Linked DNA regions of Homo sapiens: region 1 is linked to region 2. Evidence: read pairs that join two places in POLR2A ChIA-PET (ENCODE). Cell type or tissue: PC-3. All regions are shown on one strand. Each heading gives the region's core, and the rest is flanking DNA. Links, peaks and the distances in the headings are about the cores only. Region 1 overlaps PLCB4 (phospholipase C beta 4). Region 2 overlaps PLCB1 (phospholipase C beta 1).

Region 1 (4,399 bases), core at 174-4,173, 360 kb after region 2:
CTTAGCCTTTCAAAGCGCCAGGATGACAGGCATGAGCTACTGTGCCCAGCCCTCTTGGGTGCCTTCGATTCAGTACAGCACAAAATTTCATGATTGTTCACCTGATGTCCTAGACCAGCCAACACTGTCCAATAGAAATATTACGTGAACAACATAGAACATTTTGAATTTTCTTGTAGCTTCATTAAGACAGCGAAAAGAAAGAGGTTACAGCAGCCTAAACTGGAGGCTGGAATGTCCAAAATCACAGGTGAAATTAATTTTAGTTACATATTTAACTTAGCATATCCAAATAATTATTTCAACATTTAATCAATGTAAACATTATGGAGGTTTTACCTTTTTTTGTCCACTGAATATTTTGTACTTAAAACGGCTTTCAAGACTAGCCATATTTCAGTGCTCAAAAGCAACATTTGGCTCGTGGTACCATATTGGCCAGTGCAACTTTAGAATATTATAGAGAAACTCTGGTAAAAGGCCTTATTCTGTTTGAATAAGACTCTTAGTCAGTGCTTCTGAATCTCCCAGCTTGGTAACACTACTCAGTAAGGAAATGAGGCAGCACCGTGGTCCAGAGAGAGTGAGCTGATCTGTCCTTGAGGTGCTATTGCTACTTCCATTTTTGGATTTAGTGCCCTGTTGTACATGAATTAGGATTAAAACATTTAGGTTTGGCAGCTCAGATGTCACTGATAACCTTCAAAGGTCACTTAGAAGATAGTGGGCCTTGAATGGAGGGTAGAAAGTAGAAAAATTTTAAAGAGGAAAGGGAGGGAATTTCAATGGGAAAAAAATCTATATATGTATATCGTGTGTTTTGGGGGAGGATTCTAGAAAAGTTTGGGTATAATACTTTTATGCAAACTCATGGGGCTGGAGTGTTACATATACAATGAGAAAGGTATAGTTAGTGGCCAAACTGATACCAGACTCAAAGAGTCGAATTTTGCAGTACATGAAATGAGATATCACCATGATATAGTATATACGTTGGGACCTATTCTGGTTATTTATTGTTGTGTAAGAAGTCACTTGAAGATATAGTGGCTGCAAACAACAGCAGTCACCTTTTTACCTCTCAGTTTTTCTGTGGTCAGGAGTTAGGGAAGGGCCCGGCTGTGCATTTCTGGCTTGAGTTCTTTCATGCAGTTGCAGTCAGGTGGCAGCTGACGCTGGAAGAGCAGGCAGCTGGTATGGCTCAGCGTTTCTTCCTCCTCACCCAGTCTCATGTGGTCTTTTCTATGTGGTCTCTCTTCATGGGCAGCTTTATTCTCATAGCATGGCAGCTTCAGAGCAGGGGGACAGCCTGCCTGGGCTTCAGTGTGATTATTCTGTCCAACCAGGTGGAAGCAGCATTGCTTTATGACTTGGCCTTGGAAGTCATGCATGGTCACGTCTATCACATTACAGTAGTCCTCTCTTATCTGTAGGGGTTACGTCCCAAGACCCGCAGTAGATGCTTGAAACTGTGTTAAGTACTGAATTTTATATATGTTACATTTCTTCTATCTGATAATCAAGATAACTACTAGTGGCCAATGAGTGGGTAGCTAGAGTGTACAGCATGGATAAGCTAGACAAAAGGATGCTTCTGGATGTGAGAGATTGCATTGTGTTCCTCAGAATGGGATACAATTTAAAGCTTATGAATTATCTCGGGAATTTTCCATTTCGTACTTTTGGACTGTGGTTGACCTTGGGTACCTGAAATCATGGAAAGCAAAATGGCGTCTGCCCAGTTTCAAAGGGAAGAGACTTATGAGTTCAACTCTCAGAGACAGGAGTGTTGAAGTCACAATGTGCGAAGATAATATTGCAACTATTTTTGGGCAATATCATCTGCCTCAGGGACCCTCTCCATTGCCACTCCTGTACCCATCTTGCTCTCTTGAGCTGTGCTCTGGGAGCGCTGTGGTATGAGCACAGCTTTCATTCCCGGGCACCCTTCTATACAGTGGCTCTCTCTTCTCTCCTTACCCAGTAAGCTGGACTGGACAGTCCTTAACAAAATGTGAAGTCTTCTGCTTAGGCACTAAATGGCCAACCCTGGCCCTCTGTTTATTTTTCATTATCTTCCTTCTTTATTGTTAGAGGCCTTCCCAAGCAGTGGGCAAACACCAACCCCAGCTGTTCTCCTCTCATTTTTTAATTTGTGGAGCAATTGAGAGAGAGGAGAGAGAAAGAGCAAAAACAAAAAGGAGGAAGAATTTTCTAACCCCTTACTGGTCTTACTGAAAAGACTTGTCTTACCTTTTCCACCTAAGGATGTCATCTCCAGAAGACAGAATTCTTCGGTTTGGCCAACTGCCAGGTTTTTCTCACCATCTTTCCATTTCTAGGTTGATTCTCCTTTGCTCTGTCTCTTGCTGTCCCTGGCCAACTGGGTTTCTCTTCCCAAGGTGATTAGAAGGAAAGGGGAAAAGCATGGGGCCAACACCATGACCTTTGAGAGAGAACTTTCCTAACAGTTGCTAAGCTCAACATTCTACCAAATACTGTTCGCCCTGGTTTTCATAGGAAAATCCCTCTCCTTTGCCACAATCTCATCTTTACCTCAACATGGGCTCTGAAACTAGGTGCATAGTGAGCATTGACTTGCTTTCTTTTCCCTCCTTTCTTTTGTGAAGTCATACTTTCAACTGGAAAAGATTGAAATGCCAGCTGTGTAAGAGTTTAGGTGAAGCATGCTGAGTTCTGCAACTTATTTACTATGAAATGGATTAAAAAATGCTGATGGATGGATAGACCGATGAATGAAGGGCTAGATATTCAAAAAAGCTAGTAGCATAAAGTGTTCATTGTAGAATCTAGCTGGTAAGTATATGGGTATACTACCCATATATATCACATAGTATATACTTACGCTGTATAAATATACATAATATTAATTTTTTTCAACTTTGTAAAAGAAAAAGTTAGAGAAGAGAAGCATTAACCATAAATTATAGTAGTGGGATACATTTGAAAACAAAATGTTCATTTCCTACTTAACAAATGCTTAAGGCTTGTCTTGGTTTTCAGGTGAACTTTTTAAAAGGTTGTATTAGCATTGTTAATTGTTCTACCTTCAGTTTACCTTCAAGGTTTAAGGGACCTGGAAAAGATGTAACAGTCGAGTCTAGAAAAATAGTCTAAAATTCTAGCCGTTGCCCTTAGATTTTGTAGTTTCTTTGAGCTTGTCACATATTGCTTGTGAGTATGCTATTGAAGTCATTGTATTACGGTTGTTTTTCTGTGTCATTTCCTGAGGGCCTTTGTGGTGGCAATAGTAAGAACTTATTCCAAAGATAGGATTTCTTGTTTCCTCACCTGTTCCACACACTCCCATGTTAAATTGGGCATTCTGAATCTTTTCCAGAACTGAAATATGGATTTTTTCCCCTGCATTGGGCATGTTTGCTTTGTTTTATCTGCTTCTATAAGAGAGAGGGAACAATATAAATCCAGTTCAGCTCCCTGGATTATTTTTTGATATATCAATAAAATGTTTAAAGTTATTGGAAATTGTTGCATTTGAAAAGTTCTTAACTATTTTACTTTTCTGAAATGAAAAGAAGAGCAGGCATCTTGTCTTTGCTGTCCTCAGGTGGGAAAGGGCAGCTTGCTGAGGACTGAAGACTAAAATAAACCCTCCCAGGAGAGGAACCGGCCGGTGACCTTGGCTGCAACCACCTTGCAGATCAGCTGCTTCATTCCTTTCCATATTTTGTGGCCTGTGGGGGGAATCAAGTGTCACAAAAGCAGGAAGAGAGCAGTTTGAGGAAGACTCCAGAGGCACTGCTGGTAAAAGTGCTGACGTGATCTCCTGACCCTTTCCGTATGGCTGGAGGACTGGTGGTTTTATAGTGACCATTCAGGTAGCTGGGAGGAGGCAATCCTCCTGTGAAAAATAAGCTGTAAGAAACTGTTGCAACAGTTGTGTTTTTTTATACTCCTCATGTAATAATAAAGCGGTCTAGAATTTGGATAGATGCCGTTACATTTTTGCATTGGAGGTATGTTAAAGAGCCCATACTGAGCTAATAGAAAAATAGAAGTTAACTCACTCTTCTGAGCAAGTAGAAGTTTATTGAAAAACTGAATGATTTTGGTGATTTTTAAATTTGTCACCTGGCTGGATACATCACAGTGTGGTGGGAAGAATGTGAGCTCTGAAACCTGGGACCTGGGTTGTCCCATCTGTAAAATGAGCACAGTATTACCTTTTTCATTGGTTTTGGAAGTATTGACAGGGAGATGGTGAATCTATAGGACTTTTCTTATTGCAGATACTGAGAATCTTCGTCCCCATTTTCCTTCCTTTCCTATAGATGCTGATATTATAAAACAAGATTTTCATGAGGCTCAGAACTAATTTCTAATGAATTCACTTATTCCTCCTCTTCTGTGGGCTTCT
Region 2 (4,399 bases), core at 162-4,161:
CTGTTTCATTTGCACTCACACACACACACCACGGCCTGCTCTTGTTACAAGCAGTTTTGGTAATGCGGCTCCTGTGTTCATTATGAAATATTTAGGTATGGACTTGTCCTCAGTAATAGCATCTAAATATCACAAACTCAGGAAATCTAAATTGTTCTGACAAGTTACAAGAATAATTTCAAAGAACATTTTCTTTTGGCAGTAGACCCTGATGTTGTGTAGTAATGGAAATGTTTAAATTCCAATGATAGGACAGGGATGGCCCTGGCTAGAATAACACAAAAATCATTCAAATCTAAATGGCATAAGGCTGCAGCAGTCCAAGTGAGATCCCTCGGGGAGTCTTGGACCTTTTCCAAGATGTAGGCTCTCTACAGTGTGAGTGTGCAGAGATTGTATGATTCCACTGGGGTCACTTCCACTGATGGGTTCAATGGACTACAGCACTGACCTTCACATGGCTTGTTTTCATAGCTTCGAGTCCTAAAGGGAGATAGGGTCATAGGAATATTTCAACAGTGTAAACAGCTCACAAGTCTTCCTTGCTCACTTACTTAGAGGTGACCAGATGAACTGAACATACCCTAATGCTAGGCTCTTAAAATAGGATCTTGTTTTAAAAAGGGGTTCAGTAGACAAAGAAGGCCATTCCCTTTTTCCCAACTCTTGTTCTTAGGGTAGTGTTCTCAAACTCTGGCAATTTGAGTGTGCAAAAAAAAAAAAAAAAAAAATTAGAGTAGTGGAAGTGGGACAGATAGTTCCTCTTTAGCCTCCTGACATACCTCTTGTTTGGAGGGATAAGATAATCTCTCAGATTGCCACCTGGGCAAGGAAACTGGGCAACACACTTCCAACTCAGAAGCCCTGAGGTTGGTGGCCTGCTACCTCTTTGCTGGTCCCTCTTCCTCAAGGTTTCCGCTTTGGAAGTAGGGACTGATTCTTAATTGGTTCATCTACTTCTAAGGCCAGCACTTAGGAAGAGTTAGCTTGTTCTTGATTGGCTCAAGAACTTTAATTAATAAAGAAGCACCGAATCCAGAATATTTATAAATAACATCTGCTCACAAATAGAACATTGTTCCAAATAGTTCAGTCTAAACACTTTCAGCTTCAAATCCACATTAAGAAAATCATAACAATTACCTTTAAACTCATGTTTCCAAAAATGTGATGTGTATGTGGATTACCTGTGGATCTTGTTAATATGCAAATTCTCATTCAGTAGATCTGGAGTGGGCCTGAAGTGATACTACTGGTCCTAGGACCACACTTTGAGTAGCAAGGCTTTCTAAAGTTCTGCTCTCCCGCACAGCTGAATTGAATAACTTTTCCTTCTAGAGATGGCATCATGGTTAGCTTTTGAAAACCTTTTGGTTTTTTTTTTAACTTCAGTCTTCTAGTAATTCAAGAAAGCTGGCTATTTTTTCAATCTTTCTGGATGTTTTAAGGATCTCCTTCTAATTCTGAAATGTTGCTCAGGTATTTCTTGTTGAAGTCTTTTCCACAGGGTAGACTCTAGCTTGGGGTCTATTGGAGCAAGTTAAATGTCTTCAAAGGTGATGGGTTATTCAACTGAATAAATGTTTTCTAGAATGTGGTGAAACCTGGAAAATACAGTGGGAGTAGGAGAGGGAAGAAAAAAAAAAGACATAATATACTTTTCTCCACTCTACCTACCATGATAATACATATTAATCTTGCCTTTATTCTTTCTTTATTGTATATAAAAGCTTCCACTAACTTTCCATTCTAGGGAGTCATTGAGAGAATATAAATATGTGGGCTTTTTGTTAAAGCCTGATAGGAGAAGAGATTATTATAAGTAATTGGAGACTGTGGAGTCAGAATAACTGAGTTTGAATTCTGACTTCATCATTTACCAGCTGTGTTGCTTAACCATAAAATGCTCATAATATTTACTCCAGCGAATAATGGGAGAATTCACAGAGGTAATCCTTGCAGATAATCCCTGCTAATCATTTAACCTAGTGCCAGGATATAGTAAATGCTCAATAAATATTTATAGTAGTAGTCATTGTTATTTGATAACTATTACAGAATAGCTCCCAAGGGCCTACTGAAGAAAAGCTTTGTGCTTAAGACACTGGCAATAAGTTCATTTCCATATGGTGTAACTTGAAGCTTTGGTTTTATAGATTAACTCAGAGACAAGTCCTACCACAGTGATTCACAGTTCCTGAATTCAAAACACTGTGCATATCACTGATTTGGCATTTCACCTTATATGACTAGCTCGTGTTATTATTTAACTTTGCCTTGGCTCACTAATTTTATTTTCAGTTTCTAACCTTTAAGAGGTAACAGTTTTATACTGTTCAAGACTCCCCAAACCAAATACCACAGAGCCATTTGTTTACATTAGTAGGTCCCCAATAAATATTCATTAGTTATTTCACTGATTAATTAAAGTAATCCATTCATCTCCACAGGGACTCAGGCTGGCTGAATCAGGAGAGACATCTTCAGATCTATTCCTCTTTGAGAAATTAGTATAATGTCAGTGCATTCTCATGTGTTTCTTGAATTATGAGCTCCCTGATGTCTAAAGAAGACTCACAGGGAAGAGTTCATATACTGACAGAACAATCATTAATTAGTTTTCAAACTAGTTTTGATTTGAAACTAAGTAATTTCAATCAGTTTTTTGACTTTCAACTCAGTGTTGTGACATCATGGTGGACACAACTTTCTTAGAGGTATCAATACCATCATCATGTCCATGTTTGATTTGACAGACAAATATTGCAATTTTATTCTGTTGGACATTTTCCAAAGAAGTTGGTTACTGATTTATTAAATAAATATACATATTTTAGGGTAGTGGAAGAAGAAGGTGAATAGAAATTAATGGGTGAGCAAAGGTGAGGGAAAACCAAATCACCAGTTTTCTTTCTGATTATATTTTAATCTAAAAGGCTATGTTTTTAATCAGGTTATATGTCTTGATAAGTGGCGTTTCTACTTAAAAAATGTTGGTTGTATTTGTATCCCAAGTAGGAAATGCAAACATACTTGTATAAAGCAAACAAGTTTAACTTGTGTGTTTGTATTAATGATATGTGATCAAGGCACAGGAAATGTTAGTAAAGAATCATACACTTATTATGTTTGTTTGGGACAGAACAAAGGATAAGTCATTAGTTGGTGAGTTCAGTCATTTTCTTTGAGATAAAACATTTGGTTAAAAGGCAGGCTAGCCCAGGCATCATGGCTCATGCCTGTAATCCCAGCACTTTGAGAGGCTCACGCCTGTAATCCCAGCACTTTGGAAGGCCAAGGCAGGTGGATCACGAGGTCAAGAGATTGAGACCATCTTGGCCAACATGGTGAAACCCCGTCTCTACTAAAAATACAAAAATTAGCTGGGCATGGTGGCGCGCGCCTGTAGTCCCAGCTACTCGGGCGGCTGAGGCAGGAGAATCGCTTGAACCCGGGAGGCGGAGCTTGCAGTGAGGTGAGATCGTGCCACTGCACTCCAGCCTGGTGACAGAGTGAGACTCTACCTCAAAAAAAAAAAAAAAAAAAAGAGATCAACTTGGGCAATGTAGCAAAACCCCATCTTTATAAAAATCTAGAACTTAAATAAAATTAAAAAGGCAGGCTGATGGAAACAATTTAATTAACTTGATTTACTGGGAAACATTGATTTATTGGAAAAACAATGAAAATGTACATTGATTTATTGGAACTTGATTAACTTGACTTATTGGAAAACATTGAAAACATACATTGGGACAACTGGATATTAGATATTTATTTTAATGCAGAAGACTTTTCTTTAAAATTGTATTTCCTTTAAAAATAGACTGGCATTATGTTATTATTTAATTATTATTTTAATGCAAAAGCTATTTTCTTAAGGATACTATTTATATTTCTGCTACTGAATACAGCACAGTAATATATTTCCTCTTGTAGAATACATTTAGTCTTGTTTTGATGGGATAAACTGCTTTTGAATATACTCACTATGTCATGCATGATTTATTTATTTAAATTTCAGCATAATTTTTCTTGACAACCTGTTCTTTCACTTGAAATGTTATGTAACAAAAACACCAGGACCAACTGGCATTTTAGTTTATCCGTCTATTCCATATGCTGCTGGATGAAGCGGAAAATGAATGTGTATCATCACTATGCTGGGCACATTTTATTCGCAGCCTGTCTTTTCTCCTGTACATCAATTTCTCTTCTCCGTTTGGAAATAGCTTCATAGCAGGTTAGGTCTATAGACCTTAACCTGAGTGATCACATATAATGTAACAGGAATCTAATTGGCTATGGTTAGAGTCAGGGACCAAAATATATTCAAACTTACTTGGATTGCTGCTTGAATATAATCACTTCAAGTCCAGGTAGAACTATTTAGACTCAG

Evidence for each region. Peaks named below come from ENCODE experiments on the same cell type or tissue, not always from the same donor. Only the 100,000 strongest peaks of a DNase experiment are listed, where the experiment ranks them.
Region 1: POLR2A ChIA-PET joins it to region 2 with 5 read pairs; 2 of 35 experiments call an interaction of 5 or more read pairs at or near these places.

Annotation. Positions count from the first base shown.
Region 1 is chr20:9,222,342-9,226,740 of GRCh38, forward strand. The region is part of intron 3 of PLCB4 (phospholipase C beta 4); the gene reads left to right. Among named protein-coding and RNA genes, the nearest start is that of PLCB4, 160 kb to the left of the region's middle. In PC-3, for the core only: no CTCF peak of the experiment used is centred there; no DNase peak of the experiment used is centred there.
Region 2 is chr20:8,858,202-8,862,600 of GRCh38, forward strand. The region is part of intron 31 of PLCB1 (phospholipase C beta 1); the gene reads left to right. Among named protein-coding and RNA genes, the nearest start is that of RNU105B, 29 kb to the left of the region's middle. RefSeq lists a silencer at 301-595. In PC-3, for the core only: no CTCF peak of the experiment used is centred there; DNase peaks (open chromatin) are centred at 2,090 and 3,120; H3K4me3 peaks cover 767 bases; H3K27ac peaks cover 2,632 bases.